2 separate regions of the Homo sapiens genome follow, and region 1 is linked to region 2. Evidence: read pairs that join two places in POLR2A ChIA-PET (ENCODE). Cell type or tissue: HepG2. All regions are shown on one strand. Each heading gives the region's core, and the rest is flanking DNA. Links, peaks and the distances in the headings are about the cores only.

Region 1 (10,004 bases), core at 2,088-4,587, 130 kb after region 2:
TGTTTAAAAAAAAAAAAAAAAGGGTAGAGGACTTTGGTCTGTCTCCTCAGGCCAGTGAGTCTCATTCACCCCACCTTTCCTCAGCCCCTATACACACAGACAGAAGACCAACAAAGCCATACCTGTGGGCCAAATTAGGAAATAAGGTCCTGACTTCTAAGTTTCTTAGAATCCTTTTAGGCAGCAAAACTCTCAACAAAGTGAATATACCTTCCCCACACCACCACGTATCCCACCTTTGCCTACTTAATGCCCACTCATGCTTGTATTCTTAGCTCAAGGATAACTTTCTTAGCAAAACCCTTCCTGACTACTCAGTCAAGATCAGATTCCTATATGTGTATTTTAGGGAGTTAACTATAATTTTCTGTTTTATATTTAGTGTGCCTCCCTCCACGAGACTATAGGCCTAATGAAGGGAAAGACGGTGCCTGTTCCTCTCTGTGGTCTTCCCAGAGCCAGGCACAGTGTATGGCACATGTGGGTACTCACGTGTTTGTTTACTGCCCTGCGTAGTCCGAGAGTATCTCATGGTGCCCCAGAAACAGTACTTTTCTTTCTTTTTATTTTTTATTTATATTTATATATATATATATATATTATATATATTTATACTTTTTTATTTATATTTTTTACAGAGATGGCATCTTGCTGTGTTGCTCAGGCTGGTGTCCAACTCCTGGCCTCGAGTGGTCCTCCCACCTTGGCCTTGGGATTACAGGCCTGAGCCACCATGCCCAGCAGTACTTTTATTTTATTTTATTTATTTTATTTTATTATTTTATTTTATTTTTGAGACGGAGTCTTGCTCTGTCCCCCAGGCTGGAGTGCAGTGGCATGATCTTGGCTAACTGCAAACTCCGCCTCCCGGGTTCATGCCATTCTCCTGCCTCAGCCTCCGAATTAGCTGGGACTACAGGCGCCCGCCAACATGCCTGGCTAATTTTTTGTATTTTTAGTAGAGACGGGGTTTCACCGTGTTAGCCAAGATGGTCTCGATCTCCTGACCTTGTGATCCGCCCGTCTCGGCCTCCCAAAGTGCTGGGATTACAGACATGAGCCACCGCGCCCGGCCTCAGTACTTTTTTTTTTTAAACTAACAAACCTACTTCCTGGCTTTGGAGTTCAGCAGGGGCTAAGCCAATATCTTATTTCTATGCCCATTTTATCCTCAAGATGCTGTGATGCTCTTCTGTCCCCCCAGGTGGTGCTGGACAACACAGCCCTGAACCGGATTGCCACAGACCGCCTGCACATCCAGAACCCGTCCTTCTCCCAGATCAACCAGCTGGTGGGCCCCCACTCCCGGACTCCTTTGGACTGGAAGCCCTCCTTGCTGGAGGGTCATCTGGGGAAGGAAGGTCCCACCCAGGCCGAGCCCCATGACATGGCACGCCTGTCCCCAGGTGTCCACCATCATGTCGGCCAGCACCACCACCCTGCGCTACCCCGGCTACATGAACAATGACCTCATCGGCCTCATCGCCTCGCTCATTCCCACCCCACGGCTCCACTTCCTCATGACCGGCTACACCCCGCTCACTACAGACCAGTCAGTAAGAGCAGCCTTCAGTGTCCCAGGCCAGGCTGGCCCTGGGCCCAGCAGGCCCTGCCCCAGCCTTTCTCTCTTCCCCACTGCCCCAGGAGCTGCCCTTTGCAGGCCCCAAGGCACTGCGCTCAGGGACTGGCACAGAGCGGGCGACTTTCTTGCTGACTTTCTCTCCACCCTCCCTCTGCCTTTGGCTTCTGCCAAAGAGAAGCCAAAGGGACTGTGCCCTGAGCGCTGGCCGGGTCCCTGTCTCACTGTCCCATCAGGTGGCCAGCGTGAGGAAGACCACGGTCCTGGATGTCATGAGGCGGCTGCTGCAGCCCAAGAACGTGATGGTGTCCACAGGCCGAGACCGCCAGACCAACCACTGCTACATCGCCATCCTCAACATCATCCAGGGAGAGGTGGACCCCACCCAGGTAGGGGAGGCCCCTTCATCCCGCGCCCTGGACCTGCAGGGGTAGAGGAGAGGCCACCTCCACTGCTCCTATGCCCACCCCAGGTCCACAAGAGCCTGCAGAGGATCCGGGAACGGAAGTTGGCCAACTTCATCCCGTGGGGCCCCGCCAGCATCCAGGTGGCCCTGTCGAGGAAGTCTCCCTACCTGCCCTCGGCCCACCGGGTCAGCGGGCTCATGATGGCCAACCACACCAGCATCTCCTCGGTGAGTCTAGGTTTCTATTCTTCTTAGAAGAGTCTGTTCCACTGGCCACCTTCATCATCTTCCCCAAGTTCACTCCTAACCCCCTGGCTCGCATTTTGGAGATTTTCATCTCTTTCAGCTCTTTGAAAGTTCCTGCCAGCAGTTTGACAAGCTGCGGAAGCGGGATGCCTTCCTCGAGCAGTTCCGTAAGGAGGACATGTTCAAGGACAACTTTGATGAGATGGACAGGTCTAGGGAGGTTGTTCAGGAGCTCATTGATGAGTACCATGCGGCCACCCAGCCAGACTACATTTCCTGGGGCACCCAGGAGCAGTGATTTCCCTCCCCACTACTCCTTCTCCTTCTAGATGGTAACCACAGCCTCGACCATGCCTGCTCCCTCTGACCCAGCTTCACCTCATGGACAACCCTTCTTGGTTCATCTCCAGCCCGTGAGCTGGTCCTGCTTCCTCCCTTCCATGCCCTAACTTTTAATATGCTTGTTCAGCTCTAATAAAGTAATAAAGCTTGGTTGTCAGTATAGCCAGGGCTTGATCTGTGAATACGGGGGGGTGGTGAAGGGGTCCAGTTTCTAGGCATCTGACAGTAGGGTGGCCTTCACCTCCTCCAACGTCTTATCACTTAGTCCAAATCTTAGTGTGTTCACTGTTTCCATTGGCATCCCTCACCTTGAACTAGGCTGTTTAGTATTACTAGAGTCAGCCCTTGTCTCAAGATTACAGAGCTTTACTGAGGTTTGCTGTCTCCTCAGCGCCTAAGCTTTGCCCCAGTGAGGGTCAATGTTGCCCCAACCTCTTCCACTCAGGGCAGAGGAGGTGGGGTCTACTGAAGGAGGGCACACTACATTCTGAGCAGGCCAGGAGAGCCAAGGTTCCAGATTCCCAGTGCCCAGGGCCATGAGAGTTCCAGGAACTCAATCCAGTTCAACCCAACCTGATAAGTAGAAACAGAATTCAAGAGTAGGGCTGAGCACATCCTGAGTTACTTTTCTGTGCCAGAGAAATTCGTGGGTTTGTTATCTGCCCCAAGCTTCTCTCCATTCTAGGCCCAAAGCATTAGGCACACCAATGATGGGCCCAGAGGTGGACAACGAGTAAGAAATGGGCAGTGCCAGATCTGATGACTCACTGCCCTCCAGCCTCAGGGATTCCAGGAGGCCATCTGTATGCCACTCAGTGGAGAAGGGAGGGTGAGTAACTGCCAGCTTCCAATGAGGCCTGTTTGCCTGCTCCACCCACAAACCTGTGGCAGCACACTGGCCAGGAGGAGGTTAAGTCTGGAAGGTCAAGGAGGGGGAGGGTGAAGCGCTGTGGTGTCCAGACTTCCCCCAGAGCCTGGTAAAAGCCCAGGGTGTGGGCATCCCCAGAGGCGGGGCTCTGCGTTATGGGGTTCCAACTTGTCCCACTGAATAACACTCCCACAGGAAGGGTTTGTGTAAATAAGAAACTTTTTTTTTTTTTTTGCTTCTCTTCTACAAATAAATTAAGAAACAAACTAGAAAATTACCCACACCCATTGTAGCCCTTGGGTGTGGGATGTGCCCTGTCCCTGCAGGGCCAAAAGGGTCCATGTTTCCCTCAAATCTCAGAGCAGTCCTGGCCCAGGCTGCAGGCAGGAGGGAAGTCGTGACCTCTTGGCAGGCTCAGTCCTGCAGCTGCCCCAAGCAGCCAGACTGTCCCTGGGGCTCGTCCAGGCCCGGGCGCTGGCTGGGAGGGGAGGTGTCTGGCAGGTCTTGGCATGGAGGAGAAGAGCTGCTGCAGGGCCTCTCGGGGGAGGGGTTGGCCAAGTAGGCATTCACCAGCTGCATGATCTCTTCCACCTAAGAGAGGGCAGAGGTCAGTGTGCAACAGGGGCTGCCAGGTTCTCTTCTTTTTCTCATCCTTTCTCCAGGCTCTAGGGCTCCAGCTTCCCCACCAGGGTCCTACGTGCTCTGGCCCTGCAACCTTTCCTTCCTTATCACCACTCTCTCCTTCATTTCTTTTTTGTTTTTTGAGACGGAGTCTCGCTGTGTCCCCCAGGTTGGAGTGCAGTGGCGCGATCTCAGCTCACTGCAAGCTCCGCCTCCTGGGTTCACACCATTCTCCTGCCTCAGCCTCCTGAGTAGCTGGGACTACAGGCGCCCGCCAACACGCCCGGCTAATTTTTTGTATTTTTAGTAGAAACAGGGTTTCACCGTGTTAGCCAAGATGGTCTCGATCTCCTGACCTCATGATCCGCCCATCTCGGCCTCCCAAAGTGCTGGGATTACAGGCGTGAGCCACCGCGGCCGGCTTCTCTCCTTCATTTCTATGTGCCAGTTATACTTGGTTCTTTCTGCTCTTCTAACATTTTTTTTTGTTGTTGTTGTTGTTGTTGTTGTTGAGACGGAGTCTTGCTCTGTTGCCAGGCTGAAGTGCCTCGGCTCACTGCAACCTCCGCCTGCCGGGTTCAAGCAATTCTCCTACCTCAGCTTCCCGAGTAGCTGGGACTATAGGTGTGCGCCACCAGCCCCAGCTAATTTGTATTTTTAGTAGAGATGGGGTTTCGCCATGTTGGTCAGGATGGTCTCGATCTCCTGACCTCGTGATCTGCCCGCCTCGGCCTCCCAAAGTGCTGGGATTACAGGCATGAGCCACTGCACCCGGCCACCTTGCAATTCTTTCTACCTGGAATGCTGTTCTCCCAGGTCTTCCCTGGCTAGCTTAAATGGCACCCTTTTTGAGAACCCTTCCCTGGCTTCCTGTCACATCACTCTTTCCTTTGTAGCATTTCTCACTGTCTTCATAGCCTGGGATTCCTTGTTTATTGTCTGACTCCACTCTAGTGTAAGCTCCTTCAGCTTGTCTGTGATCACTGCTGGATCCCCAGTGCTTAGAGCTCTACCTGGCCCAGGTTTGGTGTTCTGTAAATGCTTCCTGACATCGCTTCCCTTCTCTCCTCCTCCCACAACTCCTCTTCTCACTCACCTGGGGGCTCTGCAGGAGGAGCTGGCTCTCTCCCACCCTCAAGGCCAGGGTGTGGGGGCCCATTAGCTGGCAGGCGGCCACATGGCCATAGCTGACACTGTGGATGGGCTCCGTCTCCCCTGGCCGGGAGAGGGACATGGCCTTGGCTCCCAAGCCCAGGCACAGCTTCTGTGGAGCACCCCGACCAGGCTCCTGCAGACAGAGAGGCAGAGTCAGGGTGGAAGGAGGAGCCCAGCGTTATTTTTGGTAGGGGGAGATGGGTGTCTGTGAGCAGGAGTATCCTGATCCCCCTATGATTCACAGCACGTGTGTGGAGGGGGCTGAGGCTCCAGGGATGTGAGGGCCCAAGGGCTGGTGACTCCTGGGGTTTGAGATGGGTAGCTGTTCTGGATGTGGGGAATTACGTGACACTCCGTGGGACCTGTGGCTCTGGGGCAAAGGTGTGGGGCTTGGGCCGCCAGAGTCCCCTTCTCCCTTCTCCCCCTCACCGTGCTCAGCTCCAGAACGTCATACCGAGCAGCGCCGAACCCCGGACACTGCGCCGCCAGGGCCAGGTAGGCGGCCATGGCCTCAGCTCGGCCCATGCCCCGTAGCCGCTTCCAGCCGCCCAGCACGGCAGCTGCCGTGCCGGCGCCGCCTCCTCCCTCGCGGGCAATGCTTCCCGCAGTGCGGCCGGCCCCGCCGCGCCGGGCCCGCTCCGCCCGCCTCTTGGCCAGGCCCGGGCTCCAGAGCGCCCCGGCCAGCAGGGCAGCGGAAGGGGGCGGCCTGGGGGTCGGGCGGGGCGGGTCTTCGCGCGGCGGGGCCGGGGGCGGGAGCAGGCGGTCCAGGCGGGGCAGGGGCACCCGCGGAGAGAAGTCCCGCTGCAGGCTCTGCAGGCGCAGCGCCGCCAGGGCGCGCAGCGTGTCGTCGGGTGGGGGCGGCCGGCCCCGCAGCAGCAGAGCGTGAGCCTGCAGGGGAGGCACCCGGCGTCAGTGTACGAGCGGCGGCGGAACCGTCGCGAAAACGCCTCGCGGAATCTGAGCAGGTCTAGGTTCCAGTCAAGCCTCCCGCGGGGCTGCCATAGTGATGAAATGAGACGGCCTAGAAAACCAGGGGTTCAGGCTTGGGGGTCTGTTTGGAGGCGTGAACGCCGGAGAGCCTCACCTGCTCAAAGAGGAAAGGCAGTTCGTGACCGTCTGGGGACAGCCCCTCAGGGTGCAGAGGTCCGTGAAGACGCAGACATAGTCTCCACCCGGAGTCGGGCGAGTCCTCCAACCCAGCTTCCTCCGCGGCCAAGCTGCAGAAGAGGAGCGGACGAAGCGCTAGGGAGAAGCCGGACCCCTACGGCGAGGGCAGCTTGGGGTGGGGGCGGGGCCATGTGTTTGGGGCGGGGCCTGGGCGGAGCCGACAGCGGAGGTGATGCTGCAGTCGGACTGCAAACCTGCGGCGGGCAGGTCCGTCTGTAAACCAGCGAACACCACAGCGCAGGGCCAGGGGCAAGCGCTGGATAATGTCCGCTTAGAGACTGACCTCAGCTGAGAAGTGGATGGGCTAATAGAGAGCAGGGCTGGGGCTGGACATTTACTTCTCAAACCTGGTGAGCACGTCGGCCACGAGGGTCCCCCCAGCCAGGGCTCGCTCCTGGGCCCCTCGCTGCTCGTACAGCGCGAATGCGTTGCGGCTCCGGGCCAAGCCCAGCCGCCCCACCAGCTCTCGAGCCACCTAGAAGAGGAGGGTGAGGGGAGACCACTCAGAGGTCTTGCCAGGATTCTGGGAGGGGTTGATTCAATTGGAAGGGGTCTCTTAGTCCTGTCACCACCACTCCCTCCCTTACCAAAATAATCTAGACTCGGGGCAAACCTAGGGTCCAGGAAGAGGGAGAGACAGGCGTGAGAAGCTGGCAGGGTGGGTTGGAGGTCATGGGGCCTTTCTCTGGCCTCACCTCCCCCGCCGTGGTGTGGGAGTCGATGGCCACAGCACAGGCACCAGCCCCCGGACAGTGCACGGTACACAGCAGCTCCTGCCGTTGGCTCAACGCGGAAATCTCCGCCAGCGAGGGCACCAGCTCTCTGCCGCGCGTCCGGCCCAGCGCTTTCCGGATGAAGCGCGCATATTCCGCCAGTTCCGAGTCCGGGAGTGCCTGCTCGGTCCTGGGTTAGGAGGAACCCAGGGATCAATACTCCAAGGGCTTTCTTCTCCCCCTCCCTCTTGCCTGCTTCTCTTATAGTTTATTTTATCTAGCCGATTTCCTCCCCGCCCCAACTCAAGTTCTTTGAAGGCTCTTCTAAATCTCTCCCCAGTGCTTTGCATAGAGCTGAATTACTTTTCAAGTCCCCTGGCAGCTTTCTCCCAACTGCCTCCACCACTTCCAAAAGTCTTCGTGATCTTCCTTCGGCCTGAAATCGAAATCCAGCCACTTTACTACATTTTCCTAAGCCCTGGCGCTGGCCTGCATCAGCTGGAGGAAAAGCAGCCTTTTCATAACTCCTCAGCCCAAGGGGGGCGTTTTATTGTAATTCATCCGCTCACAACTGCGATAGGATCTTGTATCTCCCACAAAGGCACTGTATGTATTACTCGGTTCTTTACCTACCAAGTCTTTTGCAAAAGACCTTTCATTCTCTCCCAGCCCGGTAGCTCCTCGCCTAGGCCGTAACCCCCACCTCGCCCCTCTCACCTCTCCAAGTGCCCCAGGAGGTGCCCCCGCACAGCTCCCCCAGGTCGGAAGGTGCAGCTCATGCAGGTGAGGAGTTGCCAGTACCGCAGGGCCGCAGGGTCTTGGGTAGCCGGGAGCCCGGGGGGACCTGCAGGGCCCGAGGTCTGCTTAGCCAGCTGCAGGAAGAGTTCATCCCGGAGCGCGGGCAAGTCCCGGCAGGTTTGGAGCACACCCTGCATCAAGGGCCCGGGGCGCCGCGCCCCCTCCAGCGCCTGCAGCGCCAAGAACAGCCGCACCGCCTCCTCGCGCAGGGGTGCATAGCCCGGACCTGTGGGAGGGTGGGGGCGGAGGGACGGTTTGGAGAGGGGACACAGAGCTGCGCCCTGGGAGGAAGGCATGAACCAGGGGAAGGTCAGAGGGAATATAAGGGGATGGGGTGGCAGGGAGGGGAGGGTACGAACGACAGGAAGAGTGAAGGGAAAGCAGTGGTCCCACGGAGCCAGACTCTCAACCTCTGCCTCCCAGGAATCCCCTTCCCAATCCCACTAAGCCTGCATTTGGACTTAGGGAGACGGACGGCCGGGAAGGGCTGTAGATTCACACCCCAGATTCTGTAACTCCATACTGAGGCTCACCACCATAGGTCAGAAAACAGGCTGGACTAGGAGTCAGAAAACCGGGGTTCCTCTCCCAGCACCCTTTAATCCTCTAACTTTAGGACCTGGGCCAGTCACTACACCGTTTAGGGAGAAGTACAGTTGGATGAGGCCAGCACATTCTACAAAAGTGGTAGCTTTTCTACCACTTGTAAAGGTAATATGGCATAGTCTCAAGAGGATAATGAAAAAATAGGGGAGTGTACAAACTCCTGAAGGAACATCAGTAGTCAGAATGAGACCCATAGAGAAGGTGGCCAAAGGGGGCCCTTTTGTGTGTGCTGGCTTCCTCTCCTCCACCCTGGCCAGCTTCCAGTTTCACCTTCATCCTTCGAAAAGTGAGGAGCTGGCAGGTCCATGAAGGATGCTTAGATCCCTGCCAGTTAAGGGATTCAGATTCTTACCTCTGAACCACCCCATCCCATCCAGGGGACTTGGGCCATGGGACCACTCACCTGGGGCGCTGACTCCATAGGGCAGGGGCAGGAGTGGGGCATACAAGGCTCCACTAGTGTGTCTCAGAATCGGGTTCCTCAGGTAAATGAGGGCAACGGCCTCTGGGTCCCCGCAACTTTCCTAGGGGGCCAGGGAGAGGGTCACCTTGATGGGGAAGGGAGTTCCTCACAACCCCAGAAAGCTTTGGGGTCCACCACTCTCCTGGCTCTCCCTGGTGTGTACCTGTATGTCCCTGAGCAGTAGCTGGGTGGGGGTCTCCAGGGGTGCCTTGGAGGCGATCACTTCCCGCAATGCCACCCCCCAGCGCTCAGCCTCTGCCTGGCGTGGGGAGCAGAGGCGGACACTGTGTTTCCGACCAGACACAGTCACTGACCACAGACCTGGGGAAAAGAGAGGCCAGGGAGGGCCATTAGGGTCTGCCGGGGCCCCTGCCTAGGAAGGTAGGAGAGTCCCCAGGAGGTCTCACCTGTCTCCTTACGCCTGCGCTCTGGGCCGGTCACCGAGCACAGGCTGGTGAGCACGAGGCTCCCGAGACGCCGCGCCCCTTTCCCGCTGCTGCTGAACTGATCCAGGGAGTCCCGCGTGAGCACAAACCAGGCTCGGCGCGGGGGCAGCCAGGGCCGCGCCCCTCCTCCGCGGGGCTCCCGGTACAGCCAACCTGGGGGCCGGAGAGGGAGGGAAGGGACATCAGTAGAGACATTAATCCCTAGGGGGTTGGGATTGGGGGCCTCCAGAGTGCACTGAGGGGGGTCTCTACCTTTCACAACGATGTCCGGGTCGTCCTCCGGCAGCCCTTTCTCCGGGATGAGGCTCCAAGTCTCCTCCCAGCTCTGCAGCCTGGGCCAGAGGGGAGGGAAGGTTGGGTCTCCACTCTGCCTCTAGGGGGCTCCTCTGTAGGGGCTCCCCAGACCGCACGGGTGTCTGCTCCCAAGCTGGGCACCCCTCCCCCAGGCTGTGGGAACCGCTGGGCCATTCTGACCTCGAACCAGAAATAGCCCCGACCCCCCTCTTTCTCCCCGCGCCCCCAGCCGGACCGCCCCCCGGGACCCCAGCCAAACCACAGCGTCCGGCATAGGGCCTCTCCCTTATTGCACAACCG
Region 2 (3,727 bases), core at 963-3,462:
TGTAATCCCATCTACTTAGGAGGCTGAGACAGGAGAATTGCTTAAACCTGGGAGGCAGACGTTGCAGTGAGTCAAGATCACGCCATTGCACTCCAGCCTGGGTGACGAGCGAAACTCTGTCTCAAACAAACAAACAAGCTCTGGACGTAGGCCTGGGTTTGATTTCTGACTCTGCTACTAATTAGCTGTGTGACTTCGGGCAGATGACATGACTGCTCTGTGCCTCAGTTTCCTTACTTGTAAAATGGGATCTCTACCCACTTCGCTGTAGGGTTTGTAATTATCTCTCGATCTATCTGTGACTTTGCACAGAGTGCTAGCAAATGGCAGCCCTTGGGAGTGGCAGCAGGGGTGCTCCAGTGTCCCTTGTCCCTCCTGTTCCTCTGTGCTTCCCAGCCATCCTCTCACATGTGGTTGGGAAAAGTCTTCAAGGCTCACCTGAGACCTCCCCTCCTTCAGGAAGCCTTGCTAGTGCCCCGCATGACCTCCTTTGCACCTGCTAATGTCTGGCTCCCATACTCTCGTAGGACTTAATGCATGCCAGTGGCCTCCCTGCCCGCCTCTTTGCCCCCATCACCAGGTGGCAGGAAACTCACTCATTCATTCAATAAACTTGGTCCAGCTGTCTGAGGCTGCCAGAACTGGCTGTGCTGGGTCCTGGGAGGCGGCAAGAAAGGTGCCCAAGGGCTTACCCCTGATAGGAGAGATATGTTGGCTGAAGGATACAATGTGGGGACAAGGACAGGAATATATGTGGGTTCCGCTCTCCTCTGCCGGGAGAGAGGGGCAGGAAGGGCTCAGGGCAGAGCCCAGCCTTGAAAAATGAGTGTTGCTTGGACGGACGCTTGGCTAATGCTTGTAATCCTAGCGTTTTGGGAGGCTGAGGCGTATGGATCACCTGCGGTCAGGAGTTAAAGACCAGCCTGGCCAACATGGCGAAACCCCATCTCTACTAAAAGTACAAAAATTAGCCAGGCGTGGTGGCGGGCTCCTGTAATCCCAGCTACTCGGTAGGCTGAGGCATGAGAATCTCTTGAAGCCAGGGGCCAGAGACTGCAGTGAGCCGAGATCACACCACTTCACTCCAGCCTGGGTGACAGAGTGAGACTCCGTCTCAAAAAAAAAAAAAAAAAAAGGAAAGAAAATTAAACACCTCATGTTCTCACTCATAGTGGGAGTTGAACAATGAGAACAACATGGACACAGGAAGGGGAACATCACACACCGGGGCCTTTCGCGGTGTGGGGGTCAAGGGGAGGAGTAGCATTGGGACAGATACTTAATGCATGCGGGGCTGAAAACCTAGATGATGGGTTGATGGGTGCAGCAAACCACCATGGCACATGTATACCTATGCAACAAACCTGCATGTTCTGCACAGAACTGAACTGAAAGTATAATTAAAAAAAAAAAAAAAAGCTGGGTGCGGTGGCCCACACCTGTAATCCCAGCACTTTGGGAGGCCGAGACGGGCGGATCACAAGGTCAGCAGATCGAGACCATCCTGGCTAACACAGTGAAACTCAGTCTCTACTAAAAATACAAAAAATTAGCCGGGTGTGGTGGCGGGCACCTGTAGTCCCAGCTACTAGGGAGGCTGAGGCAGGAGAATGGCATGAACCTGGGAGGCAGAGCTTGCAGTGAGCTGAGAATGCGCCACTGCACTCCAGCCTGGGGGACAGAGTGAGACTCTGCCTCAAAAAAAAAAAAAAAAAGAAAGAAAAAGGAGCGTTGCTTGTTTCAGGCCACAGGAAGGGGAGAGATAGTGAAAGTTTTTCAGAGAAGGTGGCCAGGGAAGGAGAAGAAAGGACTGTAGGCAGAGAGCATAGCCTGTACAAAGCCATAGAGGCAAGAGAAACCAGGAGCTGTAGAGAAGTTGGCAAGGCTGTTGAACACTATGGTGAACACTATGGCGGCTTCCATGAAATATCTGAGCTTTTGCTCCCCACTAGGGTGTTCCCTCAGGTCAATGTCACGAAGATGGGCAGTTGGGGCCACTTTAACTGTTCCTACTCCTGCTCCTTCCTTCTGGCTCCGGAAGACCCCATATTCCCCATCATCGGGAGCCTCTTCCTGCGAGAGCTGATCAAAGAGTTTGGCACAGACCACATCTATGGGGCCGACACTTTCAATGAGATGCAGCCACCTTCCTCAGAGCCCTCCTACCTTGCCGCAGCCACCACTGCCGTCTATGAGGCCATGACTGCAGGTACAGTGCCTGGGTGGGGTGGGAGAGCCCCCCAGACCCTCAAAAAGAAGGGAGTAGCAGATGTCAGTAGGGGTAGGCAGAGGGACTGGAATAATGCCTCGCCATAACACACAGTACTTCATAGTTTACCAAGCACGTGTACACATGCGTTGTCTCAGTGAATCCCACTGTGGTTGAGAGGTGAGCTCTGGAAGCCAACAACCTGGGTCACACCTCGCGCTCCTATTTCCTGGCCGTGTGACTTATGACTCATGACCTCCTTCCCAGTGTCTCGTTTGCTTTTCCTGTAAACTGGGACTACCTCATAGGTAGAATAACGCCTGGCCCAGAGCAAAGGCCACTAAGAGCTAGCTATGAACAAGGATTTTGTTTCATCTCTGCGTGGTTGCTGAAGTAGGCACTGCAGGCAGGAGGTGAGTGGATGTGCCTAAAGGCACTAAGTGCGCATCCTGCTACAAAACTGTGAAGCCAGGGCTCCTTCCTGCCACTTAAAGGAGGAGTGGAGCAGAGGGCGCCCAAGTCAGGAATGACTTAGTGGAGAGGCGTCTGTGTTGGCCAGGAAGGGAACAGATCAGCTCAGCCTTTCTTGAGCAGTACTGCTCCAAGTGTGACCCAAAACCAGCAGCAGCAGCAGCAGCAGCCCGAGCTGTGAGATGGCAAATTCTCAGGCCCTACCCAAGACCTGAAGGAGAAGCTACATTTTTTTTTTTTTTGAGACAGATTTCACTCTGTTGCTGAGGCTGGAGCACAGTGGCACAATCTCATCTCACTGCAACCTTCGTCTCCTAGGTTCAAGCGATTCTCCTGCCTCAGCCTCCCGAGTAGCTGGGACTATAGGCACCCGCCACCACGCCCGGCAATTTTTGTTTGTTTTGAGATAGAGTCTCGCTCTGTCACCCAGGCTGGAGTGCAGTGGCACGATCTCAGTTCACTGCAACCTCTGCTTCCTGAGTTCAAGCGATTCTCCTGCCTCAGCCTCCTGAGTAGCTGGGATTACAGGCGCCCCCCAACCACACTCGGCTAATTTTTGTATTTTTAGTAGAGACGGGGTTTCGCTATGTAGGTCAAGCTGGTTTCAAACTCCTGACCTCAAATGATTCGCCCACTTCAGCCTCCCAAAGTGCTGGGATTACAGGTGTGAGCCACCTTGCCTGGCCAATTTTTGTATTTTTAGTAGAAACAGGTTTCACCATGGTGGCCAGACTGGTCTCAAACTCCTGACCTCAGGTGAACTGCCCACCTCAGCCTCCCAAAGTACTGGTATTACAGGCGTGATCCACTGCGACTGGCCTTGATTTTGTTTTTGAGACAGAATCTTACTCTGTCGCCCAGACTGGAGTGCAGTGGCACAATCTCAGCTCACTGCAACTTCTGCCTCATGGGTTCAAGTGATTCTTGTGCCTCTACCTCCCGAGTAGCCGGGATTACAGGCACCTGCCATTACGCTAGGCTAATTTTTGTATTTTTAGTATAGACAGGGTTTCCCCACATTGGCCAGGCTGGTCTGGAACTCCTGGG

What was found. ChIA-PET counts read pairs that join two places held together with the same protein. Peaks named below come from ENCODE experiments on the same cell type or tissue, not always from the same donor. Only the 100,000 strongest peaks of a DNase experiment are listed, where the experiment ranks them.
Region 1: POLR2A ChIA-PET joins it to region 2 with 6 read pairs; 10 of 35 experiments call an interaction of 5 or more read pairs at or near these places.

Annotation. Positions count from the first base shown.
Region 1 is chr17:42,664,272-42,674,275 of GRCh38, forward strand. It overlaps TUBG2 (tubulin gamma 2), which reads left to right. Exons shown (of 11, transcript NM_016437.3): 7 at 1,205-1,291; 8 at 1,407-1,556; 9 at 1,816-1,968; 10 at 2,052-2,213; 11 at 2,332-2,735. The coding sequence ends at 2,529. It overlaps PLEKHH3 (pleckstrin homology, MyTH4 and FERM domain containing H3), which reads right to left. Exons shown (of 13, transcript NM_024927.5): 3 at 9,663-9,742; 4 at 9,372-9,563; 5 at 9,128-9,285; 6 at 8,905-9,025; 7 at 7,815-8,121; 8 at 7,080-7,287; 9 at 6,723-6,859; 10 at 6,302-6,434; 11 at 5,647-6,105; 12 at 5,159-5,350; 13 at 3,643-4,032. The coding sequence ends at 3,856. Among named protein-coding and RNA genes, the nearest start is that of PLEKHH3, 7.7 kb to the right of the region's middle. RefSeq lists enhancers at 3,959-4,534, 6,290-6,369, 8,920-9,793 and silencers at 9,764-9,813, 9,864-9,983. In HepG2, for the core only: no CTCF peak of the experiment used is centred there; a DNase peak (open chromatin) is centred at 3,400.
Region 2 is chr17:42,538,998-42,542,724 of GRCh38, forward strand. It overlaps NAGLU (N-acetyl-alpha-glucosaminidase), which reads left to right. Exons shown (of 6, transcript NM_000263.4): 5 at 1,953-2,209. Among named protein-coding and RNA genes, the nearest start is that of NAGLU, 4.6 kb to the left of the region's middle. In HepG2, for the core only: no CTCF peak of the experiment used is centred there; a DNase peak (open chromatin) is centred at 2,484.